Regions from separate parts of the Homo sapiens genome. Here region 2 is linked to region 1. Evidence: read pairs that join two places in POLR2A ChIA-PET (ENCODE). Cell type or tissue: endothelial cell of umbilical vein. All regions are shown on one strand.

Evidence for each region. ChIA-PET counts read pairs that join two places held together with the same protein. Peaks named below come from ENCODE experiments on the same cell type or tissue, not always from the same donor. Only the 100,000 strongest peaks of a DNase experiment are listed, where the experiment ranks them.
Region 2: POLR2A ChIA-PET joins it to region 1 with 13 read pairs; 1 of 35 experiments calls an interaction of 5 or more read pairs at or near these places.

What each region holds. Positions count from the first base shown.
Region 1 is chr1:97,820,044-97,825,043 of GRCh38, reverse strand. The region is part of intron 3 of DPYD (dihydropyrimidine dehydrogenase); the gene reads left to right. Among named protein-coding and RNA genes, the nearest start is that of DPYD-AS2, 26 kb to the right of the region's middle. In endothelial cell of umbilical vein, a CTCF peak has its summit at 4,380 (motif pointing right); a DNase peak (open chromatin) is centred at 4,413.
Region 2 is chr1:97,275,420-97,280,419 of GRCh38, reverse strand. The region is part of intron 18 of DPYD (dihydropyrimidine dehydrogenase); the gene reads left to right. All of the region lies in intron 2 of DPYD-AS1 (DPYD antisense RNA 1), which reads right to left. Among named protein-coding and RNA genes, the nearest start is that of DPYD-AS1, 180 kb to the right of the region's middle. In endothelial cell of umbilical vein, no CTCF peak of the experiment used is centred here; a DNase peak (open chromatin) is centred at 2,289; H3K27ac peaks cover 1,635 bases.

The DNA of each region.
Region 1 (5,000 bases):
AAGAGGATTAGTGAAGATTTGGGTTTTCAGGTGACTGTGAGATAGCTGAGGTTAACTCGTGTAAATGTGCAATAGGCAGAGGGAAAATACAATGCAACAACTCAAGGAAAAGACTGAGAGTTGATGTGCGCATTTGAGACTTGTTAGTATTTTGATACTTGTTGTAGCCAAGGGAAGGCATATGATTTCCAAGAATAGTGCATTGGGATAAGAAAGAAGGAGAGTCCAGCCAGATGTCTACGAAAATACAGGGCTTAGGAAAATACGTGCCAGAAAAAACATATTTTGGGATTTAAAATTCTGAATAACCTTCTCTAACAGAGTAAGACTAGACTGAAATATAATGTGCCTAAGAAGAAAAGGACAGGGGAATGGAATTCCTGGCCGTTTTTCTGTGGCTCTTAGAGACATCTAGACCAATGCTGCCCAGACCTTTCTGTGATGAGAGAAATGTTCTCCATCTGTGCCATTTAGTGTGAGAGCCCTCAGCCACATATGGCCACTGAGTACCTGAAATGCGATGAGTGTAACTGAAGAACCGAATGTTTAATTTTACTTAATTTTTATTAATTTAAATTTAAATACTTATATGTGGTTAGTGGCTGTGGTTTGTTCTGTGCTGCCCTAAAGGGAAGTTTTTGTGTTGCTAATATGACACTTGACTGCCTCTCACTTAACAGAGTTCTCAACAATGGAGAGGCCAGAGTGAAGCTAAACCATGTTCACACACATCACACATAGATACACTTACTTTCTTAGAAAACTAATAGTAAAAGGTAGATCCATAACCTGGTAATAGATGTAAAACCAAAACTAAAAAGTATAATTTGATATAGAGGAGACAAGGTAGCTCTTATTTTATAAAGACATAATTTATACCTAGAAAGCCCAACAGAATTAACAACAAAACCTCCCTAAGAATTTGACATCTTTTAATGTGATTGTATTCAAAATGAAGATGGAAATTCTTAAGTTCTTCTGCGTGTTATTTAAAACAAATAGTGTCTGTAATTGATAATAGATACTATAAAGATCTGATGAAGTTATTATATGATGAAGTACCCCAAGTAGTTCAGGACATGTTCAATCACCCAGTAAATGGTATAAAAGGTTTTTTTTGTTTGTTTGTTTACTTGTTTGTTTTTGCTGTTTGGACAAAAAAAAAAAAAAAAAAAAAAAGACTTTGTAGTCTCACTTCACATGGCCCAAAGGAAATTTCATGCATTTTTAAAGAGCTAAGGGAAATAAATGAAACAGTCAAAGTCCAGTGGAATATAGAAGTGACTTTTGAGATTGAGATGGGGGAAGAGATGATACGCTAACAAGTAGGTGAAGAAATCACTAAGCTTTGATTCCAATAATAAAAAAAAAAGCTTCCGTCATTTGCAAGAAAATGGATCAACCTAGAAAATGTTAATGTTAAGTGAAATAAGCTAATCACAGAAGGGCAAACACTGCATGATCTCACTTTTATGTGGAATTTAAAGACGTTCATCTCATAGAAGTAGAGAGTAGAATAGTGGTTACCAGAAGCTTGGGAGAGTAGTGTGGAGTGGAAATGGGGAGAGGTTGGTGTTCTATAGCACAGTAAGGTGACTATAGTCAACAGTAATATATTGTATACTTTAAAATAACGTGAGAAAATTTGGAGTGTTGTCACAGGAGATGGAGACTATCCTGGCTAACACGGTGAAACCCCGTCTCTACTAAATATGCAAAAAATTAGCCGGGTATGGTGGCGGGGGCCTGTAGTCCCAGCTATTTTGGAGGCTGAGGCAGGAGAATGGCATGAACCGGGGAGGTGGAGCTTGAAGTCAGCAGAGATCACGCCACTGCCCTTCAGCCTGGGTGACAGAGTGAGACTCCGTCTCAAAAAAAACAAAAAACAAAAAACAAAACAAACAAACAAAAAAAGACAAGTGTTTGAGGTAATAGATATGCTAATTACCTTGATTTGATCATTACACAATCTAATATGTATTGAAACATCACACTGTATCCAATAAATATGTGCAACTATTATGTGCCAATTAAAAACAAACTTATTTTAAAAAACTTATGCAAATGGGGACAATCACAAAATTAAAAGACATCAATGTACTATATTGCCATATGTATGACAGATTTTAAAAATTGGGAACTCAGTAGATAATTGGCAAACTATGATTAAGTAACCCTTGGAAATATTCAACTCTAATGGCAAACAAAAAGTGTAAATTTCACAAAAAATACACCAATCTCTTGCTTATTGCTGCTAATGCAGTTTGGTGGGAAGTTTTTGAGTGCTAGAGATGGAATAGCGAGACAGCCATTCTCACAGATGGCTAGAGATGGAATGGTGAGACAGCCATTCTCACATTCTCAGAGGATTGAAAATTACTGCTGCATTTAAGGAAAGGATTGTGTCACTAAGTATTAAGAGACTTAAAACAAACATACTTTTTTTTGTATTAATTTACCTTCTAGGAATATATTATGCAGAAGCCATAGAAATTATGCATAATATGAATGTGATACTCAAATTATGGAATATAACCCTGAACAAATTTTACAGGAACTAATTGTCTACCATTAAGACAATAGACAAGGCAATTATATGTATATAACATAAATATATATAAATGTATATATTACATATAAATATATATTATTTATATATTCATATTTAGAATTTTACAATATTTATAAATTTATAAAGTATATAAAATCTGTGTATATATACAGATATATAATATATTTATATTTACAGATATATACACAGATTTACATATATTTAAAATAAATCTGTGTGTGTGTATATATATATAGAGAGAGAGAGAGAAACAAAATTGCTTGTAGAATATTATCTCAACTGAATATAAAAAATGCAGAGAAAAAATAGGAATGAAATGTGGCTATTACATCTGGCTGGTTGGCGTAAAGATAATTTTTTGAGGCGTATGCTTTTCCATTCTATATTTTCTGTAATGGGAATATATTATGAATAATTAGAAAAACAGTGAAGGAAAAATGGAGAAAACTAAAAATATGAAATAAATACTGGAATCAATAGTAAGAATCAGATTTGAGACTCCAACTGTAATTTTAGGTAAATTAATTATTTTACTCTTACTTTTTTGTAAAATGGGATTTAAAATCTCCTAGGATTTATATGAGGAACTAGGATATAGAGGAGAGAATGCTTTGTAATTTATGAAAATTAATAAAAATAAGATATAAAATATAATGTTTGTATACATTTTTCCTTTTAATGTTGTATGTGCTTACAAGAATTACATGTGTAATGTATAAATAATGGAATTCAATGGAGAAGTTCACTGCAGTCTTAGCATATAGAATACTAGAAGCTGTATATCTTGTCCAACTTCTACATAGTCTATTGTAGTGCCATGGGTGTGGAAATCTTATACAGCATTTCTGAAAATGATAATCAAAGAAAAAGCATTTTAAGGACAGGAAAAAAGTGCATCATCTCTAGGTCAAATCTCTGGTTTATAGTATGATAATGAATTTAGAGGTAAAATTCTCAACTTCTTTTCATCATATTCTTTCTTTATCTTGGTTGATTCAACTCTGTAATCATGCCAAAGGGATTTGATTTCTTTACTATCATATTCTGTACCTATTTTAGCCCCTGTGATAAATCCTGAACAGTAAAGGGAAGGATGGGGCCACTTTTAACATTGTGTTGTATTTTTTTTTTTTTTTTTTTGAGGTGGAGTTTCAGTCTTGTTGTCCAGGCTGGAGTGCATTGTTGCGGTCTCGGCTCACTGCAACTTCCGCCTCCCAGGTTGAAGAGATTCTCCTGCCTCAGCCTCCCAAGTAGCTGGGATTACAGGCATGTGCCACCATGCCTGGCTAATTTGTGTATTTTTATTAGAGATGGGGCTTCACCATGTTGGTAAGGCTGCTCTCGAACTCCTGACCTCAGGTGATCTGCCCTCCTCGGCCTCCAATGTGTTGTCTTTTTGTCCCTTTTCAGTCTCACAGGCAGTAGAGGGCTATGGGTAATAGATATATGCAATTGGAAGGTACTTGAATTGAATAACTTGAGAAAAGGTGACGTCAGATTCTGAAAAAGAAGAGGTACATATAGAATATACTCATTAATAAAAAAAATAAAAATACTATTGGGAGTTTTTTACAGTGTATTTCTTAATACACATAAAATATAGATTGTTAATAGATTTATGAGTATATCTCTATGGCAAGAATACAAATTATTTTTGGAGTGCCAACATTGCCATTAGGCATTGTTTTATTTGCAGAGCGAAGTCTATTCAGTGAGATCTGTTATATTTACATTAGTACTATAAAGATGAACTACCAGTACAGAATGTCTCTGAAATGTATTCTTTTTCGCTTGGCTTTATCACGTGTTAAGAATTTTGTCACTAGATGGTGATGTTGAGTTGCACAGTTTATCTGTGCTGGCTTTTTTACTGGTGTGTGTATACTATTTGTAGGTGCATCATAAACAGCCATTTATACAGAGTTAAATATAAAAGTATAGCCATGTAAACTTGGAAAGTAGCTTTTAAGAGGTCTAACATTTCTAAATATTATTTGAGTCAAAAGGTTAAAATTGCTTTAATGTCATTGTTTCTTTACCTTCAACTCAAGGACTTTTAGAGGTGGAAGCAATATAAATAGCAATCTAACTTTTTATTGAAAGGCTGAGGTCCGAAAAGAGATACCAAGACATTTAAAAGAGGTAGTTTTTCAGCTTTTCAGGTATGTCCCGTCTGTGTGTATTAGCCTAATGTATGTCTTTAATTTCACTCCTCTGTTAGTATTCAGTAGTACTGGTGTTGACTACCATCTGACCTAAGGGTTGTGTTACTACTGGAACCTAGGTATTATTTTAGCTGTTTATGATTTGGGTTATGTTAATATTGCATCTGTTGCTAAATATAATGGTTGAATTACACTGATACTTTAACTGATACTTCTACATGAACCATGACTCCGAGGAAGCTGTGATTAGTAAACCATGAACC
Region 2 (5,000 bases), 540 kb after region 1:
TGATATCATTTTCTTTGGTGGTTTCTTCTTGATTGCATTATCTTTTGGATGCAGTTCATTCTGTACTGTCTCTGAAGATGTTAGCTATGTTTGGTTTTTTTCTTACAGTTTCCCTTCAATGCGTATATAAATCTCTATATCTTCTGCCTCATTATTCATTTATTTATTTTGATTATTTGTTTTGGTTTCTCTAGTTCATGTAAAAAAAAAGACTTCTGAAATGTCTGGAGATTCAAGACATCCTCAATTTAGTTTTTAAGTGTGAGATATTAAAAAGTTGATTGGAAGCCTTGAGTATGTGAGTGAAATTTAACAGCTAGGGAGCTTTATTGCAGAGGAGATTGAGTGGTAAGCTCTTCCTTTTACTGTGGCTGACAAATGTGAGTATCTTCAGGTCTTTTCTCTGGGGATAAACAATTTCTTAGAAGGATCCTCAGATCTCCGTCATGAAAGCAATGTGCCTTTCTGTAAAAAAGGGATCAGTGGATGAATGGTAGTCCCAGCTTTCAATATGCAGACTTTCATTTCATTTCCTTGCTTTCAGTTTCCTGTCTCAATTACAGCCTTCCACTAGTTTTGATATCTGGAGTATCTCTAGTACACTTCTATAAAAATAAATTTCTGTCTCACGCCTGTAATCCTAACACCTTGGGAGGCTGAGGTGGGCGGATCACCTAAGGTGAGGAGTTTGAGACCAGCTTGGCCAACATGGTGAAACCCCATCTCTACTAAAAATACAAAAATTAGCCAGGCATGGTCATGCACACCTGTTGTCCCAGCTACTCGGAGGCTGAGGCAGGAGAATCGCTCGAACTCCGGAGGCGGAGGTTGCGGTGACCCAAGATCGCACCACTGCACTCCAGCCTGAGTTACAGAGCCAGACTCCATCTCAAGTAAACAAACAAACAAACAAACAAACAAACAAATCTCTGTCTCCAGTGGACCACTAGAAACCTGATTGCACAGGGTTGTGATGGAAACTGGGGTCCAATTGGCTCTATATACCATCTTCAGACAGTCTTCACATTTCACCCACTGTGCCTCCCTGCTTGAACTGTGCTCTCCAGTACCCTGTCTTTAGCTGCCTTTTTGGGAGTTCTACATGTTGAATGTTCTTTTTTTTCTACTAAGTCAGTTATCATTTTACAATCTGCTTTTCATCTTCCAAAACTTCTCATATATGTGTGGGGAATCTGCCATGTTTAAACAAAGTATGGGGTATGCTTAATGTAATTTCAAAAACAATCCCTTGGAAATTGTAATATCAGAATCTAATGTCTTACAGATTCACCACTATGCTCACTACCTGGGTGACAGGATCATTCATATCACAGACTTCAGCATCATGCAATATACTCATGGAACAAATCTGCATGTCCGTCACCTGAATCTAGAATCAAAGTTGAATTTTTTTAAGAAGTCATATATTTTAAAAGTCAATTTCTGCCATTCAGAAGCTCAAGTTTAGTGTCTGCAAAGAGCTGTGGGAAAAAAAAAATTTTTACGAAATACCATTGTCTTAGTAAGAGTGTAATATATATTTATGTATATATGTGTTAGAGTGTGCATATATATCTACACACAGTTAAAATTCATACACTGATAGTAAATTTCATTGTGCAAGAAAAACAGATTATTATCTGCACTGTCAGAATTCAGGGTTATAGATTTCTCTAGCCCTTTGCATCATTACTACATAACAGAAAACTTTGTTTCTTCCTAAATGATGCTTTATTTTCAACTGTACACATCAGATTATCCTCATTTGGCTGTCCTCATTTTTCTCTGCATATTTTGAAACTTTTAGAGGGGAGCAACAACAGGAAATCTGTTTGGGGGTTTAATAAAACCACCAGGTATTTGGCATAATTGCAGCTCTGATCTGTGACTTTTTAAATCTAGGCATTGAGTTAAGAACATTAAGAAACATTGAACTATCACAGCTTAGTCATGTGCCGGCACATTATCAACAACAATGGCACATCTCTTTCCCTGTCCATTTACTTTCTGTAGTTTCTGGTTGTTCTGCCCTGAACTGTAATGTGATAAGGGGCAGTCAGAAAGTAAATGTAACTTTTAAAAATTAGATTATCAAAAACACAGATTTGTTATAGACTGGCGCATTACTTTTGGCTTTTCTGGTACTTTCTTATGAGATGAAGCCCCTGAGTAGGCAAACTTTCACTAACATTTCTGGTAGTTACTAGTAGTTAGGTATTGCTCAAGACAGAAAGAAACATTTTAGAATAAGGAAAATATTAAGCTGCAATCAAGAGAAATTCTTTTTAATCTTTGCATTTCCTGGAACAGACTGAGTCATGAGATGAATTGACAGTAAACACTTAACACTGGCACATTAGTCAGAGTTAGTCACATAAGGTGAACTAGGCAATCACAAACTAAATAAATAGATCAGAAATCCCAAAGACAAAGGGCTAAATATAGTAGAATGCTCAGAAACAGCAATAAGGATGCATGGTGTGAAGTAAGTTGAATAGGAGAGTGAATAGTTGACAATGAGATTGGAGGACTAACCAGAGATCATGTAGGCCCTGCATGGATTTTGGGATTTATTCTAATTGTTAAGGTAGTTATATGATCTAATTTCAATTTCTAAATAAATGGGCACCATGGCTGTTGTGTAGCAGACAGACTATACAGCATAAGAATGGGGACAGGGCAATTATTTTTAAAGCTAATTCAGGAATCTAAGCAAGAGACAGTTGTGGTTTAGACCAGTGTAGTAGCAATGGAGGAATTGGAGGAGGGAGAATGTTGTGTTCAGAATATGTTTTAGAGAAGGTCAATGGGATTAACTGATGGGTTGAATGTGTGATACAAGAGGAAAGGGAATTATAAATAACTTCAAATAGTTTGGGCTGAGCATGTGAACAAACAGTAGTGCCATTTTAAGTAAACTCTGGAGAACAGCTTTATGGCAAAAGAGTAAGGGAGGAGGATCAATAGTTCATTTCTGATTTGAGGGGCATTTTGTTTGTTTGTTTATTTGTTTGTTTTGTGTTTTTTGTGTTCTCTTTTTTTTTTTAATTTCAACTCTCATTTTAGATTCAAGGGTACACGTGCAGGTCTGTTACATGGGTAATTTGTGTGATGCTGGGGTTTGGGATATGAATGATCCTGTCACCCAGGTAGTGAGCTTAGTACCCAGTGAGTTGTTTTTCAACCCTTACCTCCTTTCCTTCCTCCCTTTCTCTGGTAGTCCCAAGTGTCTGTTGTTCCCATCTATATGTCCATGTATACCCAGTGTTTAGCTCCCACTTATAAACGAGAATATACAGTATTTGGTTTTCTGTTCCTGCGTTAATTCACTTAGGATAATGGCCTCCAGATGCATCCAGGTTGCTTCAAAAGACATGATCTTATTCTTTTTTATGGCTGCATAGTATTCCATGGTGTGTATGTACCAGATTTTCTTTATTCAGTTCACCATTGATGGGCACCTGGGTTGTTTCCGTGTCTTTGCTATGGTGAATAGTGCTGTGATGAACATACAAGCACATGTGTCTTTTTGGTAGAACAATTTATTTCCCTTTGGATATATACCCAGTAATGAGATTGCTGCATTAAATGCTGGTTCTGTTTTAAGTTCTTTGAGAAATCTCCAAACTGCTTTCCACAGTGGCTGAACTAATTTACATTCTCACCAACAGTGTATAAGCATTCCCTTTTCTCCACAACCTCACCAGTATCTGTTGTTTGTTGACTTTTTTTTTTTTTTTTTTGAGACAGAGTCTTGCTGTGTCACATTTGTTGACTTCTTAATAGCCATTCTGACTGGTGTGAGATGGTAACCCTTTGTGGTTTTGATTTTCATTTCTCTGGTGATTAATGATGTTGAACATTTTTTCATTTTTTCATTGTTGCCCACTTGTATGTCTTCTTTTGAGAAGTGCCTGTTCATGTCTTTTGCCAGCTTTTTAATGGAGTTATTTATGTTTTGCTGGTTGACTTGTTTAAGTTTCTTATAGATTCTGGATATTAGACTTTTGTTGGACGCATAGTTTGCAAATATTTCCTCCCATTCTGTAGGCTCTCTGTTTAAGCTGTTGGTAATTTCTTTTGCTGTGCTGAAGCTATTTAGTTTACTTAGGTCACACTTGTCAATTTTTGTTGTTGTTGCAATTGCTTTTGAGAACTTAGTCATAAGATTTAAATATAAGACCATTAAGAGTCCTAGAAGAAAACCTAGGAAACACCATTCTGGACATCAGCCTTGGGAAAGAATAGTTCTTTTTGGATATGTTGAACTTAAGACATCTTATCAGACATCCAAATGAAGATATAGATTAACTAGTTAGATATTTGACCCTGAAGTTCAAGGAGAAGAAAGAACTGAATACATAAATTGAACCTTCATGCCATAAACATGTTATAAAAAGTTGTGGAACCTGTTGAGATAAACTAAGAAATGCATACAGATAAAGAAAAAAAAGAGGTCCAATGGCTATTTTAGCATTTTATGAACAGGAAGAGTAAGAAGATCCAGCAAAAGAAGCTGAGAGGAAGAAGATCAGGAGAAGGCATGATAAGCCATGTGCAGTGAGATAGCTATGCACATGTCTATGCCTCAAGGAGAGAGGAAGCTAACAGGAAGCTGACTTATCATGGAAAAGAACTGAAGGAAGATTTCCTGGAAAGAGGAAGGATTGAGATAAATTAATCTTCAAGGTTTTAGGCTTATAAATAATTGGCAAACTATTATCCACCTCTTCTAGAATCTAAATCTTGCTCCCTTTAAGGTGTGTGCATTCTTATAGGAAATAGATGACATATATTCAAACACCTCAATTTTTAGAAATTTCAAAATTTCTAAAGCCACTTTCACATACTCATAATAACCCTGAATGACAAATGTTTGTAACTACTATTACGCAGAGTTTACAGGTAAAGGAAAATAAGGTGAACAGATCTGCCCAAAGGCAAATAGACCACTGCAAAGTGACAAAATTGGGAGTAGAACCTCTTGCCCTCTGAATCCT